2 separate regions of the Homo sapiens genome follow, and region 2 is linked to region 1. Evidence: read pairs that join two places in POLR2A ChIA-PET (ENCODE). Cell type or tissue: K562. All regions are shown on one strand. Links, peaks and the distances in the headings refer to the core of each region. The heading gives the core; the rest is flanking DNA.

What was found. ChIA-PET counts read pairs that join two places held together with the same protein. Peaks named below come from ENCODE experiments on the same cell type or tissue, not always from the same donor. Only the 100,000 strongest peaks of a DNase experiment are listed, where the experiment ranks them.
Region 2: POLR2A ChIA-PET joins it to region 1 with 8 read pairs; 6 of 35 experiments call an interaction of 5 or more read pairs at or near these places.

The regions. Positions count from the first base shown.
Region 1 is chr1:9,276,440-9,284,189 of GRCh38, reverse strand. No RefSeq gene overlaps it. Among named protein-coding and RNA genes, the nearest start is that of SPSB1, 13 kb to the left of the region's middle. RefSeq lists an enhancer at 4,698-4,867. In K562, for the core only: no CTCF peak of the experiment used is centred there; a DNase peak (open chromatin) is centred at 3,619; H3K27me3 peaks cover 2,123 bases.
Region 2 is chr1:9,219,678-9,225,039 of GRCh38, reverse strand. No RefSeq gene overlaps it. Among named protein-coding and RNA genes, the nearest start is that of H6PD, 12 kb to the left of the region's middle. In K562, for the core only: no CTCF peak of the experiment used is centred there; no DNase peak of the experiment used is centred there; H3K27me3 peaks cover 360 bases.

The DNA.
Region 1 (7,750 bases), core at 2,236-4,735:
ACTGTAAACTGGGTAGCTTATAAGCAAAAGAGAAATATACAACAGAAATTTTATTTCTCACAGTTCTGGAGGCTGGGAAGTCCAAGATGAAGGTGCTGGCAGATTTGGTGTTCCCTGAGGGCTGGCTTCTTTTTGTGTGACCCCGCGTGGTGGAGGAGTAAGGGAGCTCCCTGGGGCCACGTTCGCAAGAGCACTAAATCTCATCCTAAGGGCTCCACCGTCATGACCTCATCACCTCCCAAAGCTCCTACCTCCTAATACCACCACCTTGGGGGTTAGGATTTCAGCAGAGGAATTTAGGGGTTGGGGGGAACACAAACATTCAGAACTGAGCAGCATGCATTATTGGATGAAAACGCAAACCAAATCGAGAAAAGGGGATTCCGACAGTAAAAGGAATCCCCATTCCCCTCTCCAGTAGTCACCCACTGGTCAGCTTCCTGGGCGTCGCCCAGAGCTTTCAGACCCATCTGTGCTCTCCAAGGTGGGTACCGCACACCACACACGGGGCTCCCTCTTTCCTCTTTCCCCCAACAGCCTTACTTGGAGATGGCTTCCATCAGCGCATCAGGGTCTCTCCCTAGTTCCCATCGCATGGCTGTGCCTCATTATCAAGCAGGGGCTCCCGGCTGCAGGGGCCTGTGTGAGCTCAAGGGCCCTCATGAGGCCAGCCACAGATGCAGGAGTAGAGCCACCCGGCCCAGGGGCCTCTACTCTCAGACAGAGCTTACAGCCTTGGCACCCAACCCAGAAGGAGATGCTCCTGCCCTAGCCACTGTCCACCAACTTGCTTTTCAGACAGGCCCAAGTGGGGATCTGGGGCGGGGTAAGCTCAGTAAGCCCAGGAGATCTGGGTGAGGCCTGGCTGCTTGAGGCATCAGAGCCTCCCTGTCACCCCCTTCCTTTTCTTTTCTTTTTTTTTTTTTTAGAGTCAGGCTGCAGTGCAGTGGCATGATCCTAGCTCACTGCAGCCTCAAGTGATCCTCCCACCTCAGCCTCCCAGTTAGTGCCTGTAGACTACAGGCACATGCCACAATGCCCAGCTAGCTTTTTTTTTTTTGTAGAGACAGGGTCTTTCTATGTTGCTCAGGCTGGTTTCAAACTCCTGGCTTCAAGTGATCCTTCAGCCTTGGCCTACCAAACTGTTGGGATTCCAGGCATGAGCCACTGTGCCTGGCCCCTGTCACTCTTCTTGCTTTATGGATCATCTGGTAACTGTGACCACCTCATCCTCCGATTTATGTGTGCCACAGAGACACCCCATTCCTTGATCAAAGGCCATCCCTCTCTGGATGAATGGGGCTTTGAGATATCTAGTCAGCCCCACTCCCACCCTGCCCCAGGAGACCTTTCTCAGGAGCAGGCAAGCCCCACTCCCTCCTCCATCCTGAATGGCTCCATCCCTCCAAACCGAGGTGGCTCAGTGAGGGGGCGGCTGAGTCTGGGTGAGGTCCCAGGGTGCCCACTCGAATCCAGAAAGAGGAGCACTGGGGTGGAGTGAGCTGAGTTTCCTTTCTATTTAAAGAAAAACACAAGTCAATATTTTTAGGTGCCAGCTAAGTTGTTTCCTTTGCAGAGGGTCTGTTGTGTGGCCAGAGGTTGTGGTTGACCTGGTTGCAGAGTTGGAAGGGGGAGAGGAGGAGGACAAGGAGGGGAGGGGGAAGGAGGAGGGGGAGGAGGAGACAAGGAGGAGGGGGAGGAAGAGGAGGAAAAAGAGGGAGAGGAGGAGGAGGAAAAGGAGGGAGCAGGGGCCTCTGTCTCTCCCTGGGCTGGTTCAAGACAGATGCTGACATCTGGTTTTAAGTGAGGGGTCTGTTATTTTCCGCAATCAACTGGTGGGTTTGCCCGGAGCTCTAGAGGAACTTTCAGGAAATTGGTGGCAATTTGAACCCTGGGCTCCTTCTGGCCTCTGGATTTCATTCCGATACCAGACCACCCAGGCAGCTGGCACCTCCCAAGAGTGGGCTGAGCTCTGTCTGGAAGCCGCATCAGGCCATCAGCCTGTGCTCCTCAGGTCCCAGGCTGAGGACTGCAGGAAGGTGCACGGTGTTCTGCAGCTCGGCCGGGTCCCATCTGGCTCCTGGGCCGGCTGGGGAGGGTGCAGAGCTGCAGCAAAGACCAAGAGAGAAGCTCTGCCTCCTCTCAGAGGGCCCCGGGGCTCGAGCTGGGAGGTGGAGTGTGCAGTTGTGGCAGGACCTGGACATGCAGGCAATGCCAGTGCAGAGGAGGCGTGCTGAGCAGGTCCCAGCTCGGGGCTGGACTGCTGCTAATCTGCCTCCACAGCCTTGATTCCTACATTGACAGAGCCCTAAGCTTTCACGGGCCTTCCAGGTTATCAAGTAGCAGGAGATCCTCTCAGCTCCTGGGAATGTCATGGGTGTCACATCCCATCAGAGCCACCAGAACCTGAGAGAGCAGAGCTCCAAGTCCCTCCGCTTGTGGGTGAGGAGACCGAGGCTCAGGGAGGGGAAGCAGCTGGCCCCATGCCACACAGCAGCGCTTTCCTCATCTTTCTGCTCCCAGCCGAAACGTCTTTTCCATCAGGATGGAATCACGTTCTGCACTGATCCCCAGGGTGGACAGATGCTCCTGCCAGGCAGTCCCACGGCACCCTCCGCATGGCCCAGCTTGGCCCTGCCCCTTGGGGCTGCCATCCCTTGGGCCCTTGTCTGTGTCCCCGCCAGGCCAGGAGCCCTGGGCAGTGTCTTCCTTTGTGCTACCACCCCGTGTATCCCAGCACCAGGCACAGTGCCTATTACACAATAGGTGCTCAATAAATACTTGTGGTGGGATGTGAAATCAGTCTGTGGCACTTGCTGAACTTCTAATTCAAGGCCCCCACATGATGGAGATCTTTCCTGACTCCCTAACCTCCTTCCCCCAACACGGAACCGCAGTCTCTGCCCAGAGCCCTGTGGCTCCGACCCAAGTGCTCTCGCTACATCTGCCACCCCTGAGAACGCTCCTTGCCTGTCATTTCCTGAGTGCAGGGCCATGTCTTGGTCATCCTTGCAGAAGACAAAGCCCTGGTATGTGAGAGCCTGCGGTGGGCAGATGAACAGGTGCACATGCAGACACACGGCCCTGCCCCCACCAAGTGGTGCTGCGGGTCTCTCGCTCGGACCCCGGGAGCTCATCGTGGGCCCTATGATAAAGTCCTCTCTGTGCGCCTCTTTTCTGGAAAGCAGGGTTTATTATTCAGTTCACAGAGGAGGAACAAGCTCACAGTGGTGAAACTGCCCTGTGCCACTCTCTCAGCAGCAGGGGTGGGATTTGAACTCAGACCTTTCTGACTCCAGAGTCCAGCTCTTAGCCTCACAGGGTGCTGTCTCCTCCCAGGTGTCCTGGAAAGGCCAAGGACAACAGGGCTGCCTCCATGTGCTTGCTCTTTCCTGCCTACAGAGGGTAGAAAATGTGCCACAGGGAAAGCCCAGCACCCATGTGTGTTTGGACAGGACTGGGGCTCAAAGGAAACCGCTCCATCTGCGAGTTGGATGGAGCAGGGGTGTGGACAGAGCGCGGGGCAGAGTGAGCACGACAGAGGCAACCCCTGAGCACGGGGACCCTGCAGCCGCTGCTGCTGATAAAAAACACATGAGGAGGAAACGCCCACAGGCAGCAGCGCTCAGTCCAGCTGAGCCCTGACAACCGCGGCTGATTCAGTCGTTGACTCAGTCGACAAGCACTTACCCAGAGGGAGGCCATGGGATGAGTCGTGGGTCCTTGCCCGCTGCCAGCGGCGGGGCGGGGAGTGGGGGCGGGGCGGGGAGTGGGGGCGGGGCGGGGAGTGGGGGCGGGGCGGGGAGTGGGGTCGGGGCGGGGAGGGGAGCACGGATCAATCACAGTCTGGAATGGAAAGGGAGGGCCTTGACTGCCATGTGCATGGCTGCCTACCCCACGACTGCCATTTGCTGAATGAATGAATGAATGAAAGGTTGACTCCAGGAGGAGCCGGCGCCCATCGCCCAGCCCTGCCTCACTGACCATCCCCGTGAAGCCAGGCCTGACTGGACCCCTCCCGAGGGAGACACCCTCTGATGATTGCCCAGTGCCCAGGACGCGACTCTCAAACTTTTCCCCAAAAGCACCCTCACCCACCTCAAGTGTGAATAGCTTGTGTTTTCTATTTGAAAGGGATGGAATTTTGCATTCTGCTCCAGAACGTTTCAGAGTAAAAATAATATTTCCCTTCAATTCTTGGGGTACAGTTTTTGTTCTGGGGAGATGGTGCCCCACTGGCCCTGTGGCTCCAAGTCTCAGGACTTCTTGGCTTGGTCAACTTCTTGGCTGACCTTCAAGGCCTTAGGGTCTGGCCTTGGGGAGTCAGGCCTCCAACAAGCCTTCATGCTAGCTTTCTCTCTCGCTCGCTTTGTCTCTCTCTCTCTCTCTCTCGCTCTCTCTCTCTCGCCCTCTCTCTCCAGGGTTCAACACAGCCCTCGGTGGGGAGGCTGCCGCTGGGACCCCGGCCCACAGTTGGCCTCTGCATGACCTCAGGCCCAACCCCTGGCACTTTCCGCCTCCTGTGAGCAACCTTTCGGCGTCTGCAGAGCTCGTGGCGTAAGAGCGGGCCAGGAATGTCACTTGCTTCCTCTTCCCTGGAGCGTCTACACTGCATTTTAGGACTTGGTGAAAATCCACGCAGGAGCACATGAAGTCTTAATATTTATGAGGAATCGAACCATGGCTGAGAGGGGAGAGGCTGCGGTGGCCCTGAGATTTCTGAGGCACTCGGGGTCATTTTAGCAGCCTGCGGTGGGGGAGCTGAGGAAGGGAAGCACTGCGACCCATGCGGATTCTCAGAGCAGGAAGAGGCTTCTTCCCCTCCCACCTCAGTCTCCTGTGAACTTTGCTCTCCAATGCAGGTGGGCGTTGGAGCCAACTGCCTGTAAGGCTCTGGTTATAAACACACCCCTCGGTGTGGTTTTCTTGGGGCATGACTTGCTTCTGAAATAACTTTATGATTAGAAAAACTTTTGGGTGGATATTCCCTTCCCTGGAACATGGAATCACAACTGCTAAAGTTGTTTTTTCTGTTCACTAGGCTGTCCTGATTTCTATGGCCTGGTAGACGCTTAGTGACAAGTTCCGGGATCCCTTGGAACTTTCACCTCCAGCCCCTGCACAGATATGTGTGGTTCTGTGCTCAGCATTTCCTTCTGGGAGCATCCCACCCAGGGCTGTGCAACACTCCAGGGATGGACAACCGGCCCCCATCCCAATCCAGCAAGTGATCGATTCAGACGTGAACCCTACCAGAATCCCCATGGGGAGGGGCTCTGGGCAGAATCCGATTGGAAGAGAGAGCACAGCCAGGCTTGAAACTGCCTTGGCACAGCCCTTGACAAAGACTGAGAAACTCTCAACCAGTCCTACCCAAGAATTGGTGGAGGAGGGAGGAGGCTGCTGGTGTTGGGGGAAGTGAGAAGGCACCCCAGGGGCTTCCCAATGCTGCAGCCACGGCATCCACGACAGACCCAGCCAGGGCCTCCCTAGGATGTACAAGGTGCAGCCATGCAGCTCGATGGCCTCCCTTCCTCTGGCATCTTGGGCCATCAAGACACTGAGAGCTACTTGGAGCCGTTTTCCCTTACAAGAAAAGCCAAATGCAGGAGGCAAGAAAATGGCCGATACAGACGGTGGAGCTGCCAGATAAAACAGAGGACACCTAGGCACATTTGGATTTCAAATAAACAGCAGATAACTTTTAGTATAAGTATGTCTCAAATGTTGCAAGGGACATACTTATATTAAAACTGTATTTGTTCTTTATCTGAAATTCAAACTTAACTAGGCATCTTGAAGATTGACTTGCTCAATCTGGCAACGTGAATGCAAAGGGAGCTGAACTCACAGTTTCCTGGCGACGTTGCTTAACGTCCCTGGACCCAGCTCTGCTGAAGCTGTTTCCACCCCTGGGGCCTTCCAAGGAGAAGGGCCAGGACATTTCCTTTTATTTTTATTTTTTCATTTTTAAATTTAGTTCGAGTTGGGTTGCTGTCCCTTGCAACCAAAGGAGTCCTGGGAAATATAGCAAGTGATGGCCCAAATTCAGGATCAAAGTGAGGTGTGGCATGGAAATCTAGTGGCTTGGAGAGGGAGAGTTTAGAACCAGGCTGATACAGTTTGGCTCTGTCCCCACCCAAATCTCACCTTGCATTGTAGCTCCCAGAATTCCCAAGTGTTGTGGGAGAGACCCGGTGGGAAGTCATTGAATCATGGGCGCGGTTTTCCCAGTACTGTTCTCCCGGTAGCGAATAAGTCTCATGAGATCTGACGATTTTATAAGGGGTTTCCCCTTTCACTTGGCTCTCATTCTCTGCTTGTCTGCCACCATGTAAGATGTGCCTCTCACCTTCTGCCATGATTGTGAGGCCTCCCTGGCCACGTAGAACTGTGAGTTCATTAAACCTTTCTTGCTTTATAAATTACTCAGTCTGGGCCGGGTGGGGTGGCTCACACCTGTAATCCCAGCACTTTGGGAGGCCGAGGTGGGCCGATCACTTGAGGTCAGGAGTTTGAGACCAGCCTGACCAACATGGTGAAACCCTGTCTTTACTAAAAATACAAAAATTAGGCTGGGCGCGATGGCTCATGCCTGTAATCCCAGCTCTTTGGGAGGCCGAGGCAGGCGGATCACGAGGTGAGGAGATTGAGACCATCCTGGCTAACACGGTGAAACCCTGTCTCTACAAAAATACAAAAAAAAATTAGCCAGGCGTGGTGGTGGGCGCCTGTAGTCCCAGCTACTGGGGAGGCTGAGGCAGGATAATGGCATGAACCCAGGAGGTGGAGCTTGCAGTGAGCCGAGATTGTGCCACTGCACTCCCGCCTGGGTGGCAGACCGAGACTCCATCTCAAAAAAAAAAAAAAAAATTAGCTGGGCATGGTGGTGCACACCTGTAGTCCCAGCTACTCTACTGGGGAGGCTGAGACAGGAGAATTGCTTGAACCCTGGAGGCACAGGTTGCAGTGAGCCAAGATCGTACCCTGTGCTCCAGCTTGTGTGACAGAGCGAGATTCCATCTCAATAAAATAAAACAAAACAAAACAAAATAAAATACCCAATCTCAGGTATGTCTTTATCAGCAGCGTGAAAACAGACTAATACACAGGGGCTCAAGACCTCTTAAAGGAGGATTTCGGGGTCTGGTGTTGTGGCCTCCAGCCCAGGGCAGCCTTTTCTCTCTCTCTCACTGTGGGTGCCCTGCATCCCTGCAGCTGCCTACATAGCAAGTGACCTGGGGTTTACGCCTTTCTCCTGACCTAAAGCTTTTCTGGGCCTCCACCTGTGCCTGGGCTATCTCGAGAGTCTTCTAAACCCTCCCTTCCTTTCTTTTTTAGGCCATTGGCTGTTATTGTGATTTAAATTATATCAGCATTTGTCTTCCATTACAAAGAAATTTGTACCTACTGGGTCATTTTATTTTTATATTTTTTCATTAGAATATTATATATACATATATATTTTATTTCAATTGCCAACAAATGGTTTTTCGTTACGTGATGAATTTTTTTGTTTGTTTGAGACAGAGTCTCACTCTGTCACCCAGGTTGGAGTGCAGTGGCGCAATCTTGGCTCACTGCAACCTCCGCCTCCAGGATTCAAGCAATTCTCCCACCTCAGCTTCCCAAGTAGCTGGGATTACAGGCGTGCACTACCACGCCCAGCTAATGTTTTGTATTTTTAGTAGAGACGGGGTTTCACCATGTTAGTCAGGTTGGTCTCAAACTCCTGACCTCAAGTGATCCT
Region 2 (5,362 bases), core at 2,592-5,091, 60 kb after region 1:
GCCACAAAGCACATAAAACCAAGTGATGGAAGAAAATGTCTGACTGGGTCCTTAAGGGTGGCCTCTCCAAAAGGTGATGTTTGACTGAGACTAGAGGGAAAGAGGCCAGTCGTGCAAGAGCTGGAGGAAGAGCATTCTGGGTGGACAGAACAGCAGGTGCAAAGGCCCTGAGGCAGGAACTGGCTTGGCTTCATTGAAGAACGGGAAGGAGGCCAGCACGCAGAGCACTGAGCTCAGCACCCAGGAGCAGATTGCAGGACTGAGACCTGCAGGGCCTCGTAGACCACAGTAGGAACTGTGGGGTTCACTCTAATTTGTAACAGAAGGTTCTAGGGAATTTTAAATGAGAATCTTAAATGAGAGAGTGGCGTGATCAGTTTTCATTTTAGAAAAGTCCTTTGGGCTCCTGGGTCACAGGCCTAGAGGAGAAGCACGTTGGTCAGGTGTGGAGGAGTCTCTGGGAGGGTCTGATGGGCTTCCTGCACAGTGCTGCGGTCTTTTAAAATGATGGCTTGATAGGCCAGATGGGGCGGCTCACGCCTGTAATCCCAGCACTTTGGGAAGCTGAGGTGGGCGGATCACTTGAGGCCAGGAGTTCGAGACCAGCTTGATCAACATGGTGAAACCCCGTCTCTACTAAAAATACAAAAAATAGCTTAACGTGGTGGTGCACACCTGTAATCCCAGCTACTCGGGAGGCTGAGGCAAGAGAATCACTTGAACTCAGAAGGCGGAGGTTGCAGTGAGCCGAGACTGTGCCACTGCACTCCAGCCTGGGTGACAGAGAGAAACTGTGTCTCAAAAAAATAATAATAATAAATAAGTGAAGGTTTTATTATTATTTAGATTTGGCAAAACCCAACAGATCAGGATACAAATGCCATTGAAGGATAATTGTTTAGACTCACAGACTCCAAGAAGAGGGAACACGCTTGGCCGGGCGCGGTGGATCATGCCTGTAATCCCAGCACTTTGTGAGGCTGAGGCAGGCAGATCACGAGGTTGGGAGATCGAGACCATCCTGGCTAACATGGTAAAAACCTGTCTCTACTAAAAATACAAAAAATTAGCCAGGTGTGGTGGCACGCACCTGTAGTCCCAGCTACTTGGGAGGCTGAGGCAGGAGAATCACTTGAACCCGGGAGGCAGAGGTTGCAGTTAGCCGAGATCACGCCACTGCACTCCAGCTTGGTGACAGAGCGAGACTCCGTCTCAAAAAAAAAAAAAAAAGAAGAAGAAGAAGAAGAGAAGGAAGAGGAAGAGAAAGAAGAGGAAGAGGAGGAAGAAGAAGAAAAAGAAGAGGAAGAAGAAGAAGAAGAAAAAGTCAAAGAAGAAGACAAAGAAGAAGAAGAAAGAAGAAAAAGATGAAGAAGTAGAAGAAGAAAAAGATGAAGAAGAAGAAGAAGAAGAAGAAAAGGACAAAGAAGAAGTAGAAGAAAAAGATGAAGAAGAAGAAAAGAAGAAGGAAGAAGAAGAAAAGGATGAAGAAGAAGAAGTAGAAGAAAAAGATGAAGAAGAAGATGAAAAGAAGAAGAAGAAGAAAAGGACGAAGAAGAAGAAGTAGAAGAAAAAGACGAAGAAGAAGAAGAAAAGAAGAAGAAGAAGGAAGAAGAAGAAAAGGACGACGAAGAAGAAAAAGAAGAAGAAGAAGAAGAAGGAAGAAGAAAAAGACGAAGAAGAAGGAAGAAGAAAAAGACAAAGAAGAAGTAGAAGAAAAAGATGAAGAAGAAGAAGATGAAGAAGATGACGAAGAAGAAGACAAAGACAAAGAAGAAGAAGAAGAAGAAGGCCACACCTAGGGAGTCCACGCGGAAAAGCACCAGCATGGGTCACGGGGGTAGAGAAAGCAAGGGGCAAATGTGGCAGAGCCCTGATTGTGGTTTCTGTGGAAAGAGTGGGTGAGGCAGGGCAGGCTGGCCTAGGATTGGATAGTGTGGATGATTCCGGCGGGCTCTGGGCAGAGGGCTGTCCCCAGTCATCTGGTCCCTGGCCTGGCCTGGGTTGACCAGGGCAGGTGGATGGGGGCCGTCCAGGGAGACCCTGGTTGAGGAGGTGATGGGATGCGGGCTCTGAGTGGGTTGGCATGAAAGGTAGGCTCCCAGGCGAGGCCTTTACTATATCTAGAAACTGGCCAGCCCTGGGAGGGGCAGTCCCTTAGGGTCAGCAAGGCCCCAAAGGTCAAAGCATCAGAAACACAAGGTTAACACACAGAGGACGTCTGTGTTCTATGGAGAGAGGTTAGGGAGAGGAAATGGATGGGATTTGCTGATGGATTAGATGTAAGTGACCAGGGAAGTGGTATAATCAAAGATGATGCCTTGGCTGGATGTGGTGGGTCACACCTGTATTCCCAGCACTTTGGGAGGTTGAGGCGGGCAGATCACTTGAGGTCGGGAGTTCAAGACCAGCCTGGCCAAGCTGGTGAAACCCTGTCTCTACTAAAAATACAAAAATTAGGCCAGGTGTGGTGGCTCATGCCTGTAATCCCAGCACTTTGGGAGGCCAAGGTGGACAGATCACCAGGTCAAGGGATCGAGACCATCCTGGTCAACATAGTGAAACCCTGTCTCCACTAAAAATATAAAAATTAACTAGGCGTGGTGGCACACACCTGTAATCCCAGCTACTTTGGAGGCTAAGGCATGAGAATCTTTCGAACCTAGGAGGCAGAGGTTGCAGTGAGCTGAGATTGTGCCACCAGGCCTCCAGCCTGGGTGACAGAGTGAGACCATGTCTCAAAGAAAAAAAAATGAGCCAGGCATGGTGGTATACACCTGTAATCCCAGCTACTGGGGAGGCTGAGGCAGGAGAATTGCTTAAACCTGAGCTGAGATGGTGCCACTGCACTCCAACCTGGGCAACAGAGCAAGACTGTTTCCAAAAAAAAGAAAAAAAAGAAAAAGAAAAAGATGCTGTCTGGGCTTTTGGCTCAAGCAGTTGAGTCCTCCCTTTCTTTATTGTTTATTTTTCATTGTTGTTATTTATTTTGTGTCTTTTTGGCTCCCCCCAATTCTTGAAGCATGTCTCAGGGAGCCAGGAGACATGGCTATGGCCAGGGAGCTTCACCTCTCACAGATGAGCCAAGCTTCAAGTGGAGCAAGCAGGCCAGGTGAGGCAGCGGCGTTAAGCTCCGTGAAGCATGTGTGTACCTTGCCTTAAATAACAGATATGTTGTTAAAAAGTAATGCAGAGTGCAAAAATTCATATTCACCATTTAGAAATGCTATTTCCCCCATGTACTGAAATTATCATTTCAGCAACCGTGATTTCTGGTTAGCATTCCCTTATCCAAAGCCCAGGATGCTGCCATGATGAAGGTCTCTGTTACTATAGCCCAGGAATCGAATGCTTCAAGAAACAGATCTTATTTGCATTAGAGGATCGCTTCACAGGAATTTAAGACAAGCCTTTAAAAAATATAGACTCTTTTGACCCTGTAAATTATTGCCTTCTAACATTTTTTTGTTTTGTTAGATCTTTTTTTTTTTTTTTTTGAGACAGAGTCTTGCTCTGTTGCCCAGGCTGGAGGGCAGTGGCACAGTCTCAGCTCACTGTAACCTCTGCTTCCCAGGTTCAAGTGATTCTCGTGCCTCAGCCTCACCAGTAGCTGGGATTACAGGCATGTGCCACCAGGCCCGGCTAATTTTTGTATTTTTAGTAGAGACAAGGTTTCACCATGTTGGCCAGGCTGGTCTCGAACTCCTGACCTCAGATAATCCACCCGCCTCAGCCTCCCAAAGTGCTGGGATTACAGCATGCCCAGGCCTGTTTTGTTAGATCTCATTTTATTAAGTTCAATTTTATGTAACAGTAAATAACTGTTACCATTTTTTTTTTTTTTTTTTTTTTTGATACAGGGCCTTGCTCTGTTACCCAGGCTGGAGTGCAGTGGCATGATCACAACTCACTGCAGCCTTGACCTCCTGGGCTCAAGTGATCCTCCCACCTCAGCCTCTTTAGTAGCTGGGAGTAAAGGCATGCGCCACCATACCCAGCTAATTAAACAAATTTTTTTGGTTTAGACAGGGTCTTACCATGTTGCCCAGGCTGGACTTGAACTTATGGCCTCAAGTGATCCTCCCACCTTGGCTTCCCAAAGTGCTGGGATTACAGGCATGCACCACTGCACCCAGCCTATTAATGTTTTTAAAAATCAAGAATAAGAAAACAGAGCACCAATATAAAACACAAAGTAGGGGCTCAATAAAAAATGTTTTTGTGATTTGTTTTGATGGCACAGCCTCCACAAAAGGCAGAACTGGTGATGTTTTTATTAAGTCTATTGCAAAGCCACAAAAGCTCTCCCTGCCTGGAACATAACACTGACCCGGTGAGAGACTAAATGAACTGGGGATATTACAACACCTAAACGTAATGCTCTTGAATTCTTGCTAATTAAGAGGTCGCACAGCACCTACTGTGTGGATGGAGCTGTTGATTGCTGGTGAGACATTTGGTTGTGCGGTTTAGGGCAGGTGAGGAAGACCTTGGGGGCTGTCTCTGATCAGCCTCCTTGCACATTGGAGCATTCCAACCCGTCAACTGAAATTCACACACACAAAATGATCATATGGCACCTACAAACATCATTGTTACTGTTTTTCAGCCTTTCTTTTTTGTGGGGAGTGTCTTGTCAACTAGACTATAAACACTTTGCAGGCAAGATGTCTGGGAGCTACTATCTTTTTTTTTTTTTTTTTTTTTTTTTTTTTAGAGACGGGGTTCTTGCTATGTTGCCCAGGCTGGTCCTGAACTCCTAGACTCAAGCAGTTCACCCACCTCAACCTCCCATAGTGTTGGGATTACAGATGTGAGCCACCACACCAGGCCAGGCTACTGTATCTTATTCATAGAGCCCTCCCCAGCACCCAGCACCAGGCTCTTCTTCTACATGTTTGTGGGTTCAATGGGTGAATGGATTAATATCGCATAGTTGTCACCTAGCCGATCTTTGTCAGATCAGTGATTATTTTTACATATGCAGAAAGTCACATTTGGTTATGCGTCAAAAGACACTATCAAGAAAGTGAAAAGACAACCTGCAGACCGGGAGAAAATGTTTGAAAGTCATGCATCTCATAAATAATTAATATTCAGAATATATAAAGAAGTCCTACACCTGAAGAGCAAAAAATCCAAACAACCCAATTCAAAAACTGGCAAAAGACTTGAGTAGACTTTTCCGAAGAAGATATACAAATGGACAATAAGCACATGAAAAGGTGCTTAGTATCTTTAGTCACTAGGGAAATGCAAATCAAAACCACTAGGAGACACCATTTCATACCCCTAGGATGGCTATGATAAACAACAACAAAAAAGAAAATAACAAGTGTTGGCAAGGATGTAGAGAAAATGGAAA